Linked DNA regions of Homo sapiens: region 1 is linked to region 2. The links are chromatin contacts, found by Hi-C in ENCODE. All regions are on one chromosome and are shown on one strand. Each heading gives the region's core, a stretch centred on a gene start or an enhancer-like site at or near the end of the contact. The rest is flanking DNA. Distances are from core to core; before and after follow the strand shown. Region 1 holds the start of PNMA1 (PNMA family member 1). Region 2 overlaps PSEN1 (presenilin 1).

Region 1 (6,218 bases), core at 1-2,500, 530 kb before region 2:
TTTACAGGAAGTAGGGATATTTTTATAAAACAATTGTGTCCTCCCCACATTTTGCTATGTTAATATTTGCTTCTAACAATTTGCAGCTGTTTCACTTTTTCCTCATTTGTCTCTAAGTTGAAGGCTTTGTTGGAGGGGACAGAGCACAGGAACAGCCTTGACAGTCTGTAATTATTGTACAGATATTTTAATAGCATATAAATAAGTATATTCCTTTTATTTTGAAACAAAAATGATCAGACACTGCCTTTTGTGTGTTTGCTGCCTGTGGCATCCTTTTTTAAAAAGACTGTTACATATTAAAATAGTGTACATATATAAATATTACCTCTTTTGCTGTACAGTTGTGATAGAGACTGAAGATTTTATTTTTTGTGTGCTTTTTATAAGAAAAAAATTAATACACTAAAGAATCTTGCTGATGTGATTGTAATGTACCTATGTAACTTATTTACTTTTGAATGTTCTTCTGTATCTTTAAACCTTTTATTAAATAAGGTTTTAAAAATTCAGAGTTGAATGCTTTGTTCTCTTGGGATTTTCACCATCTGGGGTTGATGTAAGTGCGCCTTGTCTTGCTTGCAGGGAGATTACTCGACATTTTTGAACCATAAGGATTCTCTTTTAGCAGCCTATTGTCAATGATGCCAGCCAGGAAAAGGAAAATAATACACTAATGTTTGCCTGGCTAAAAGATGACTCAGTAGACACAGACAGATTTTTACAAAATTTTAGACAAGAAAAAGTCTAAACTCAGTGTCTCACACAAATACACAGAAATGGCGCACTCCGACATTTTGGCTTCATTGGGATGAAATATGCAGGGTGCACAGTGTGGTCAGGGGCAACGGGAAGCCAGGGTTCTGAGGAGAGTATTTTCACGTGCAGGGTGGACTGGCTGAGCAACCCGAGTAGACAAGTCCACCATGAGGGATGCATTTCCAACAATATCATCTTAAATCCACTCCAGGATTGGGTTATTATTTTTAAAACACGGTGCTTAGTAGTAGTTGTTTACTGTTAAAATGCTAAATTATGAAAAAGGAAATGCGCCATCAGAGAAACAAATGCCCGAGCCCCTCGCTGGCTCCACGGCAACCGCTCGACCCCCGCGAGCCGCCGGAGCAGGCGTGCCTCGCGCCGGCTGGGACACCGTTGCCATGGAGACGCCCGAGCAGCTCCGCCGCGGGGGCGGGACGGGGCGGGGCGGGGCGGACGCCGCTCGCCGGCTGGCCCCATCCTCCACTGCAGCAGTAACGTCGCGGCGGGTTGCGGGTAGGACTGGACGCCAGAGCAGCCGCGCAGCGCCTGAACCGCTGCGGGCCGCCGCGGCCGCCCCTTCCCACCCTCGCCTCTGCTGTCTCCAGCCTCGCTTCTCCGACTTTCCTGCTCCTCTGCTGCCTTCGTTTCTGGTCCTCGGCCGTCCTCGCCGCCCGCCCAGAGGAGTCCCCGCGCCCGCCAAGAAGCCGCTTTCCGCTGGCCCGCAGCCGCCGCGACTTCGGCACAGTTTCTCCCTCTGGCTAGTCTCCCAAACGGCCGCTCCTCGCCCGCGGGAAGACCAGGCTGCGACCGCGAACGCCCGATCCTCTCCAGGAGCCGCAGCGAGCGCCCGGCGGCCACGCCCCGCGACCACACCCCGGCGGCTCTCGGCCCAGCGCGCCTGCCTTCGCCGCCCGCCGTCGCTCCTCGCCCGCTGCACGACGACGCGACGCCCCTGCTGCAGGCGGCGGACCCGACCGGACCCAGACCCAGACGCAAGATGGCGACGGCCGCGTGACTGCCTCAGCGTCCCCGAGCTCGGCTCCGAGTGCACCTACGGACTGACTGTGGGGGCAGAGAAGGGCGAGATCAGGACTCTGTCTTTGTTAATCGTGACTGCATGAAGGTCGCCTCCCTCGGGCCTACTTGGTGGGAGTGTCTGGTATTGTTCTAAGGCCAGGAGCACGGTGAGCCACAGTCTGTTGGTAGAATTTGGCGTCTTGATAGTTGAGAAAATGGCGATGACACTGTTGGAAGACTGGTGCCGGGGGATGGATGTGAACTCCCAGAGAGCTCTGTTAGTCTGGGGCATCCCAGTGAACTGTGATGAGGCTGAAATCGAAGAGACCCTCCAGGCTGCGATGCCCCAGGTCTCCTACCGAATGCTTGGGAGAATGTTCTGGAGGGAAGAAAATGCGAAAGCAGCCTTATTAGAGCTCACTGGCGCTGTAGATTACGCCGCGATCCCCAGGGAGATGCCGGGCAAAGGAGGGGTCTGGAAAGTGTTATTTAAGCCCCCAACTTCTGATGCTGAATTTTTAGAAAGATTGCACCTCTTCCTAGCTAGAGAGGGGTGGACCGTGCAAGATGTTGCCCGTGTCCTTGGGTTTCAGAACCCTACTCCGACCCCGGGCCCAGAGATGCCAGCAGAGATGCTAAACTATATTTTGGATAATGTTATTCAGCCTCTTGTTGAGTCCATATGGTACAAGAGGCTGACACTTTTCTCGGGGAGGGACATCCCAGGGCCTGGAGAGGAAACCTTTGATCCCTGGCTGGAGCACACTAATGAGGTCCTAGAGGAGTGGCAGGTGTCCGATGTAGAAAAGAGGCGGCGGTTGATGGAGAGTCTTAGAGGCCCCGCCGCTGATGTTATTCGCATCCTTAAGTCCAACAACCCCGCGATAACCACTGCCGAATGCCTGAAGGCGCTTGAGCAGGTGTTTGGGAGCGTTGAGAGCTCTAGGGATGCCCAGATCAAATTTCTGAACACTTATCAGAACCCGGGAGAAAAATTGTCTGCTTATGTCATTCGTCTGGAGCCTCTGCTACAGAAGGTGGTAGAGAAGGGGGCCATTGATAAAGATAATGTGAACCAGGCCCGCCTAGAGCAGGTCATTGCCGGGGCCAACCACAGCGGGGCCATCCGAAGGCAGCTGTGGCTTACCGGGGCTGGGGAAGGGCCAGCCCCAAACCTCTTTCAGTTGCTGGTGCAGATCCGTGAGGAGGAAGCCAAGGAGGAGGAGGAGGAGGCTGAGGCCACCCTTCTGCAGTTAGGCCTGGAAGGGCACTTCTGAGTGCCAGGAAAGGCAGCTTTAGTGCAGACCTAGATCACAGCTACTTTTCTTGTCCCTGTGGGGTCTTACAGATGTGTCTCTGAGTAGTAAAGGCTTAGCCTTGTTCTGTTTTGTTGTTTTTTGGAGGGGAAGGTTAGTCAGGCCTGAGTATTCATGTAACATTCTAAAATTGTGCCAGCGAGCACCGTGAACGACTGCAATGCAAGCGGGTCTTGCTGGCTAAAATGCCAGGTAAAGGGTTGGTTGGACACAGCGCTTAGTGCACGCTGTCATCATGGACATCATAATCAGTTGTGAAAAACACGCGAACCTATGACACTTCTTATTCCACACTGAATGTGAAATTGCATGTTCAGATGTTTACTACGAGGCCTGGCTCACAGGAAGTGTTCAGTAAAAGTATGCACTGTTAGATTACTGATAACGCGGATAGATTTTTGTTTACCATAAATTGTTCCAGATTTATATTAATGGAAGGAAGTGTGCATTTATTAGCTATTACTCAACTTTACAATGCAAACATCTTATTTCTCATCTTTAAACATGTCGACCAGTTTAATTGAAAAGTATTCTGAGACTGCAAAATGGGGTGTTAAAAAATACTGCAGTTACGGAGCTGTGTAAACCAGTTTCTCATTGCATAAGATACAGATGTAAATTGCATGGAGAGGTTGATATGCACCTGTACAGTAATTCACTCCCCCATTTCACATCTTTGTCAGAGAATAGTTCTTGTTCATACTGAGTGTTCTAAATTTGAAGTTATATATACAAATTAAAATATTTTAAAAATTCTGTTGTCTTCTCATTTTTCTGGCATGTATAAACATTTTTAGCCTAAGTAAACTGTCCTTTTTTCTTATGAAGACTTTGTCATTAAATCAAACCATTTATTTTAAGCTTTGTATGATACTATGTGAATTTAAATGGCAGGTCCTTTTTTTCCTTCCCCTCTTGCTGTCATCTTAACAGTTTTTTGTTTTGTTTTTTAATTTTTAAAATTTTTTATTTTTATCGGGCAGAGAGGGTCTTGCTCTGTTGCCCAGCCTGGAGTGCAATGGAGCGATCTCGGCTCACTGCAACCTCTGCCTCCCGGGTTCAAGTGATTCTCCTGCTTCAGCCTCCTGAGTAGCTGGGATTACAGACATGCGCCACCACGCCTAGCTAATTTTGTATTTTTTTAGTAGAGACGGGTTTCACCATGTTGGTCAGGCTGGTCTGGAACTCCTCACCTCAAGTGATCCACCCACCTCGGCCTCCCAAAGTGCTGGGATTACAGGCGTGAGCCACCTCGCCGTCTCTACTAAAAATACAAAAATTAGCCGGGTGTGGTGGTGCGTGCCTGTAATTCCCGCTACTTGGGAAGCTGAGTCAGGAGAATCGCTTTGGGAGGCGGAAGTTGCAGTGAGCCGAGATTGCGCCATTGCACTGCAGCCTGGGCAACAGAGTGAGACTCCATCTCAAAAAAAAAAAAAAAAAAATTTAGATACCAGATTTGGCTCACACTTGTAATCCCAGCACTTAGGGAGGATTGCCTGAAGCCAAGATTTTGAGACCAGCTTGGGCAACATAGACCCAATCTCCACCCAAACTTTTAAAAATTAGCCAGGCATGGTGGCACACGCCTGTGGTCCCAGCACTAAGGTGGCCACCCAGCGGCTAAGGTGGGACATCGCTTGAGCTCAGCAGGTTGAGGCTGCAGTAAGCCATGATCGTCCCACCGCACTCCAGCCTGGTGATAGAGTGAGACCCTGTTTCTCAAAAAATTTTTTTTTAGAAAATCTTGAAATGGGGTTCAGGAGGTTATCTGGCAGTGTTTTTCTCTTAAGATCACTTTTCAGCTAAACATTTTGTTTCACTGAAGAAATAGCTATAATTCATCACACCTGTGTAAAATGAAGGCTATTTTACAGCAACCATTTTATAGCAGGACGATATAAAAAGGGAAATACAACTTTAAAACATGTTTATTTTGCTGCAAAGATTCAGTGATTGAAGATGTCCATCTTTTGAGATCCTCAGTGAATCTAAAGTTATTACATGAATATTGTGTTCAGTGAGCCTTTCCCTAATAAGGTTTTAAAATTATAGCTGAGCCATTCGACAAGTCTATAAGGGGTAATGTATGTTCTTCCAGATTTTTCGGTACACGTATTCGCTTCATGTCAGTACATCCCTTTCCTCCTGTCACAAAAACATCTCCACATACTTGCCTTGGTTCCCAACAGATATGCTCAGCTTCACTTACCACAAACACTTGGCATGTCTTCACCTGCTACCCATCATTCACAGAACTTTCCCCTCCATTCCCACCAGCATCAGGTGCACACTCACCCCTCTTACACTCTTGACACACTGTCATCTCCCCGTCAGTACTCCCATCATAACATACACCCTCCTCCTGCTCCACATGTACACGATGTCAGTCTCCCACCCCCAACATATATTCCCATTTCTCCTCACACCCACACACACTCCCACCACCAAACACCAACCAGCCACCACATATGTATACACACTCCCACTCCACACATATACACACATACTGCATTTTTTTTTTTGAGACGGAGTCTCGCTGTGTTGCCCAGGCTGGAGTGCAGTAGCGTAATCTCAGCTCACTGCAACCTCTGTCTGTTGGGCTCAAGTGATCCTCCTGCCTCAGCCTCCCAAGTAGCTGGGATTACAGGTGTGTGCCACTACGCCCGGCTAATTTTTGTATTTTTAGTAGAGACAAGGTTTCACCATGTTGGCCGGGCTGGTCTCAAACTCCTGACCTCGTGGTTTGAAAGTACTCCAAAAATGCTGGGATTACAGGCGTAAGCCACCACAACTGGCCCACATACTACATTTTTAAAAATGGGCCCGTTGTAGTGGCTCACACCTGTAATCCCAGCACTTTGGGATGCTGAGGTGGGAGGATCACTTAAGGACAGGAGTTCAAGACCAGCCTGAGCAAAATACCAAGACCTTGTCTCCACAAAAATAAGTAAATTTAAAAATTAGCCAGGCTATTTAGGAGGCTGATGCAGGAGGATTGCTTGAGCCCAGGAGTTCAAGGTTGCAGTGATCTATGAACATGCCACCGCACTCCAACCTGGGGTGACGGAACAAGACCCTGTCTCGAAAAAAACAAAACAAAACAAAAAACCACGCACACAGATG
Region 2 (6,145 bases), core at 2,462-4,961:
GTGGGGGGGTCAGCCCCCCGGCCGGCCAGCCGCCCTGTCCGGGAGGGAGGTGGGGGGGGGTCAGCCCCCCGCCCGGCCAGCCGCCCCGTCTGGGAGGGAGGTGGGGGGATCAGCCCCCCGCCTGGCCAGCCGCCCCGTCCGGGAGGTGAGGGGCGCCTCTGCCCGGCCGCTCCTACTGGGAAGTGAGGAGCCCCTCTGCCCGGCCAGCCGCCCCGTCCGGGAGGGAGGTGGGGGGGTCAGCCCCCCGCCCGGCCAGCCGCCCCGCCCGGGAGGTGAGGGGCACCTCTGCCCGGCCGCCCCTACTGGGAAGTGAGGAGCCCCTCTGCCCGGCCACCACCCCGTCTGGGAGGTGTGCCCAACAGCTCATTGAGAACGGGCCAGGATGACAATGGCGGCTTTGTGGAATAGAAAGGCGGGAAAGGTGGGGAAAAGATTGAGAAATCGGATGGTTGCCGTGTCTGTGTAGAAAGAAGTAGACATGGGAGACTTTTCATTTTGTTCTGTACTAAGAAAACTTCTTCTGCCTTGGGATCCTGTTGATCTGTGACCTTACCCCCAACCCTGTGCTCTCTGAAACATGTGCTGTGTCCACTCAGGGTTGAATGGATTAAGGGCGGTGCAAGATGTGTTTTGTTAAACAGATGCTTGAAGGCAGCATGCTCGTTAAGAGTCATCACCACTCCCTAATCTCAAGTACCCAGGGACACAAACACTGCGGAAGGCCGCAGGGTCCTCTGCCTAGGAAAACCAGAGACCTTTGTTCACTTGTTTATCTACTGACCTTCCCTCCACTATTGTCCTATGACCCTGCCAAATCCCCCTCTGTGAGAAACACCCAAGAATTATCAATAAAAAATAAATTAAAAAAAAAAAATACAAAAATTAGCCAGACATAGTGGCACACACCTGCAGTCCCAGCTATTTGGGAGGCTGAGGCAGGAGAATCACTTCAACCTGAGAGGCGGAGGTTGTGGAGAGCTGAGATCGCACCATTGCACTCCAGCCTGAGCAACAGAGCGAGACTCCATCTCAAAAAAACAAAAAAGGTAAGCTGAGAACATCTGTACATTTCCCTCCAAATACTTCAACTTTAGCCTAAATTTTATCTCACTCTTTAAAACTTGTCTGTCTTGGCCAAGACAAACAATACCAGTGGGAGATGTACACTGGGATTCCATATTAAGCTTTAAATTAAGGACCAGAGTAAATATTAAATAATTGAAATTCTCATCATTCTTGAGAGATGCTTTTCACCTCGGTTTTTTGGCAAAGGAAGAAGGAGATGTTCTTATTTATTTCTTTTTTTAATTTTATTTATTTATTTTTGGGAGATGAAGCCTCACTTTGTCGCCCAGGCTGGAGTGCAGTAGCATGGTCTTGGCTCACTGCAACCTCCACCTCCCAGATTCAAGCAATTCTCCTGCCTTAGCCTCCCGAGTAGCTGGGATTACAGGCACCCACCACCAACGCCCAGGTGATTTTTGTATTAGAGATGAAGTTTCACCATGTTGGCCAAGCTGGTCTTGAACTCCTGATCTCAAGTGATCCACCCTCCTTAGCCTCCCACAGTGCTGGGATTATAGGCGTGAGCCACCATGCCCGGCCTAATTTTAATTTTTTTAACTGTACCTTCTAGGAGCCCCCAAATATTTTTTTTTTAATTATTTTTTGAGATAGGGCCTCACTGTGTTGCCCAGGCTGGGGTACAGTGGCATGATCGTAGCTCACTGCAATCTCGAACCACTGGGCTCAAGCCATACTCCCACCTCAGCCTCCCTAGTACCTAGGACTATAGGCGTGGGTACACCACCATGCCTGGCTAATTTTTTAATTTTTTTTTTTTCTTTTTGTAGAGGTGGGGGTCTCACTCTGTTGCCCAAGCTGGTTTTGAACTCCTGGCTTCAAGTGATCCTCTGGTCTCAGCCATACTGGTGAGAGTCACCGTGCCCAGTCTTGCTTATTTTAAAAATAGCATTTTTCTGAATCAAAAGTAACATATGCTTGTAACACTTAAGAAACACAGAAACACTAAAAGAAGAAAACTATTCTAAAGGCCAGTGACAACCAAAATTAATACCAACATTTCCCTTTCAGGCCAGGCACAGTGGCTCACGCCTGTTATCCCAGCAGTTTGGGAGGCTGAGACAGGTGGATTGCCTGAGGTCAGGAGTTCAAGACCAGCCTGACCAACATGCCAAAACCCCGTCTCTACTAAAAATACGAACATTAGCTAGGCGTGGTGGCAGGTGCCTGTAGTCCCAGCTACCATGGAGGTTGAGGTGGGAGGATTGCTTGAACCCAGGAGGTATAGGGTGCAGTGAGCCGAGACAGTGCCACTACATTCCAGCCTGACTGACAAAGTGAGACATTGTCTCAAAAAAAAATACGAAACAAAATAAAACCGTTTCCCTTTCAGACATGTTTTCTATCTGCACGTATAGGCGTGTGTAAAGACCTTAACAGTGAGAATCAACTAGTGTACTGTTTACATTCTGCTTTCACAAATGTAATCTTTTATTACAAACATATTCTCATGCCACCAAATATTATTTGAAAATATGATTTTTTTTTAAGAGACTGGGGTCTCACTATGTTTCCCAGGCTAGACTGGAAAACCTGGGCTCAAGCAATCATCTCGTCTCAGGGTCCCAAGTAACTGGGTCTACAGGTCCGTGCCACTGCACCTGGCGTGAAACTATGATTGATTGACTGATTGATTGATTGATTTTGAGATGGAGTTTTGCTCTTGTTGCCCAGGCTGGAGGGCAATGGCGCAATCTCACCGCAACCTCCACTCCCCAGATTCAAGCGATTCTCCTGCCTCAGCCTCCTGAGTAGCTGGGATTACAGGCACTCGCCACCACGCCCAGCTAATTTTTTTGTATTTTTAGTAGAGACAGGATTTCTCCATGTTGGTCAGGCTGGTCTCGATCTTCTGACCTCAGGTGATCCGCCCACCTCAGCCTCCTAAAGTGCTGGGATTACATGCGTGAGCCACCACGCCCAGCTGAAACTATGATTTTTAAATGACAAAATAATAGTCTACTCATACGGATAAACCCACAATTGAACCTTTGCCTTATGCATGGAATCTGTATTGTTTTCCCTTTCTTTCCCCAATTTTAATTTACATTAAAATGAACATCCTACTTCACAAATATTTTTCTGCATTTCTAATTCCTTCTTTAGAATATATCATAAAAGCAAAATTACTAAATCAAAGTGTACAAACTTTTTCTAATTACTGATTTAATTAATACACACTGGCTTAGTTACTTGACAAAAAAGACTAATCTTGACAAAGTCAATATGTCAAATATGTTAATTTGTTATTTTCATATGCATTTCTTTTATTACTATGTTATACACACACATTTCAACAGGCCTTTCTCATCTTGCAAAAATCCCTAGTTCAGCTTTCCTGTGCTAAAGGGTATGAAAGAAAACAGCCCTGCTGTTTTATAGTACACAACAGTATCTTCTCTAAACCCTAAACTATCAAGGCCAGAAATCATCTGACTTTAATAAGTTATAGTTCCTTTTATAACAAATTATGTATAATAATTAACTGCCTTTCCTGTTTTTAACATTTTAAGGTTTGGTCTTTTAGTTTCTAGGGCTTGCCACAGACATTGCATAACCAACCACTGATATGAAAAATCCTCAGGGTTTATTTCCAAACAGGCTCTGGCAAGTTACTCAATCTCTGACTCAAAAGATCCTTTTAGTTATACTGGGTGTCAAAGTAAACAACTTGTTTCTATATAATTGTTTGTGTGTGCTAAGACTTGAACATTAAAAAACATCACAACACAAATGAACAAGTAAATGTGGAGATCTGGCTGAATACAAACCTCTTAAACTGTCTAAAATGAAGGATAAGGCTGGGCGTGGTGGCTCAGGCCTGTAGTCCCAGCACTTTGGGAGGCCGAAACCAGTGGATCACCTGAGGTCAGAAGTTCGAGACCAGCCTGGGCAACATGGGGAACCCTCATCTCTACTAAAAATGCAAAAATTACCCAGGCATGGTGGCGTGTCCCAGTAATCCCAACTACTTGGGAGGCTGAGGCAGGAGAATCACTTGAACCCAGGAGGCGGAGGTTGCAGTGAGCCAAGATCATGCCACTACACTCCAGCCTGGGCGAGAGACTGAGACTCCGTCTCAAAAAAAAAAATAAAATAAAATGAAGGATGGATAAAAGATGTACAAATGCGACAAAAAATATATTAAGAAAGGTTCCAGATAAGATGGAGTAAGTACCTTCCACTCTCTCTATCCCACTGAATACAGTTACAAAACCTGGGCAGAAAGCAGGCAGCAGCTGGTTGCAAAAGATGAAAAGTAATGAGAGGTAGGTGGGCTGGGGAATTAGAAGTACTAGCAGTGAGCTGACCACTTTTTTTCCTCCACCTGTGCTCATTACAACATGAGTGGGCATTAGCAAGACAATGGGAGCTCCAGAAGACCTCTAGTTCTGGCTTGAGGATCAGGAAAGAGGTCTCCTAACACCCAGACAGTGTAAAAATCCAGTTTTTCTTCCTTTTTTTTGGAGACAGAGTCTCGCACTGTAGCTCAGGCTGGAGTGCAGTGGCACGATCTTGGCTCACTGCAACCTCTGCCTCCCGGGTTCAAGCAATACTCCTGCCTCAGCCTCCTGAGTAACTGGAACTACAGGTGCCCACCACCATGCCTGGCTAATTTTTTGTATTTTAGTAGAGACAGGTTTTCACTGTGTTGCCCAGGCTGGTCATAAACTCATGAGCTCAGGCAATCTGCCCGCCTTGGCCTCCCAAAGTGTTAGGATTACAGGCGTGAGCCACCACACCCGGCATTCTTTTCCGCTTTTCTCCATTCTCGTATGCCCAGTCCTCACACAATCCTGTGGTGATGGTAATGTGGGTGGCAGAAGCCTAAAATTCAGAGGGAGGGAATCCTTACTCTGACTGGAAGAATGTCAGTCCCGAGAGAGTGGGGCAAATAGCCCTTGCTTTATTTCTCTCTCTCCTCCCACATTTTGGCCCTGACTTTAGGAAGATAAAGTCCACTTTTGGCTGCAGGAATGGAAAAGGGAAGCCCAAGAAACCACATGGAGATCACAGAAAGAAAGAAACTCATGAAAGCAATCTCTTAAAGCTGTTTATAAACTTGTGGGTCCATTCCCAAGGTGAGTGAGTATGGATATGATCCTCAACAGTACACACCGACCCTGACAACCGAATTACAAATAGAACACCACTATACCAGTCCCAGACTGGTGACTGGGTGGCATATACATGGGGCAGATCTGAGCAACACTGCAAAGGCTTTGACAAGGCTGGCTGGACCTAGCCCAATCAGATCAATTGGCCAATAAAACAAAAATATCAAAATCCTTGGAGCATAAAAATGCTCCAAGAAGTAAGGGCAAACACTCTTAAAATGAAAGGAAAGTTTTAAGTTTCAGAATAAAAAAATGTAAAGACGGGCTATATAGGAATTTTAGAACTAAAAATAAAATAACCAAAAACATTTTACTGAATAGGTTTACCAACAAAATGCAAATTTCAGGAAACTTGAAGACAGATCAATAGAAATTATCTAACCAGAACAATAGTGAAAAAAATTGGAAAATAAACAGAGCCTCAGAAACCTGTGGAATAAAAAGTTATTTGTGTTGTCACTCCCAGAAGAGGGTAAAGAGCCAGGCATGGTGGCTCACGTCTGTAATCCCAGCACTTTGGGAGGCTGAGGCAGACGGATCACTTGAGGCCAGGGGTTTAAGACCAGCCTGGCCAACATGGTGAAACCCCATCTCTAATAAAAATACAAAAATTAGCTGGGCATGGTGGCACATCTCTGTAATCCCAGGTACTTGGGAGGCTGAGGCTGCAGTGAGCCAAAATCACATCACTGCACTCCAGCCTGGGTGACAAAGCGAGACTCGGTCTCAAAAAAAAAAAAAAAAAAGGGCCGGGTGTGGTGGCTCACACCTGTAACCCAGCACTTTGGGAGGCCCAGGCAGGCGGAATACTTAAGGCCAGGAGTTCAAGACCAGCCTGGTCAATGTGGTAAAACCCCGTCTCTACTAAAAATTAACAAAATCAGCCAGGCATGGTGGCAGGCACCCGTAATCCCAGCACTTTGGGAGGCTGAGGCAGGAGAATC

The links. A loop is a pair of places that touch in the nucleus more often than their neighbours do. Pooled maps may share reads with other maps.
Region 1: a map with no recorded cell type shows a loop between it and region 2 (2.4-fold over the local background). The contact joins the promoter of PNMA1 here to the enhancer-like site in region 2. A Hi-C loop is called at or near these places in 1 of 168 maps with a recorded cell type or tissue (PC-9), 1 of 37 single-sample maps with no recorded cell type and 3 of 50 pooled maps.

The regions. Positions count from the first base shown.
Region 1 is chr14:73,709,416-73,715,633 of GRCh38, reverse strand. PNMA1 (PNMA family member 1) reads left to right here and starts at 1,250. Exons shown (of 1, transcript NM_006029.5): 1 at 1,250-3,851. The coding sequence starts at 1,995. The coding sequence ends at 3,056. MIDEAS (mitotic deacetylase associated SANT domain protein) reads left to right here. Exons shown (of 13, transcript NM_001367710.1): 13 at 1-512. RefSeq lists enhancers at 785-854, 1,795-1,854 and silencers at 1,075-1,354, 1,535-1,704.
Region 2 is chr14:73,178,022-73,184,166 of GRCh38, reverse strand. All of the region lies in intron 5 of PSEN1 (presenilin 1), which reads right to left. Among named protein-coding and RNA genes, the nearest start is that of PSEN1, 45 kb to the right of the region's middle. Within about 2 kb of position 3,711, at least 3 of the 41 ENCODE cell types and tissues checked have a DNase peak (open chromatin) inside an H3K27ac peak, as active enhancers do; they include PC-9, where a contact is called at or near this core.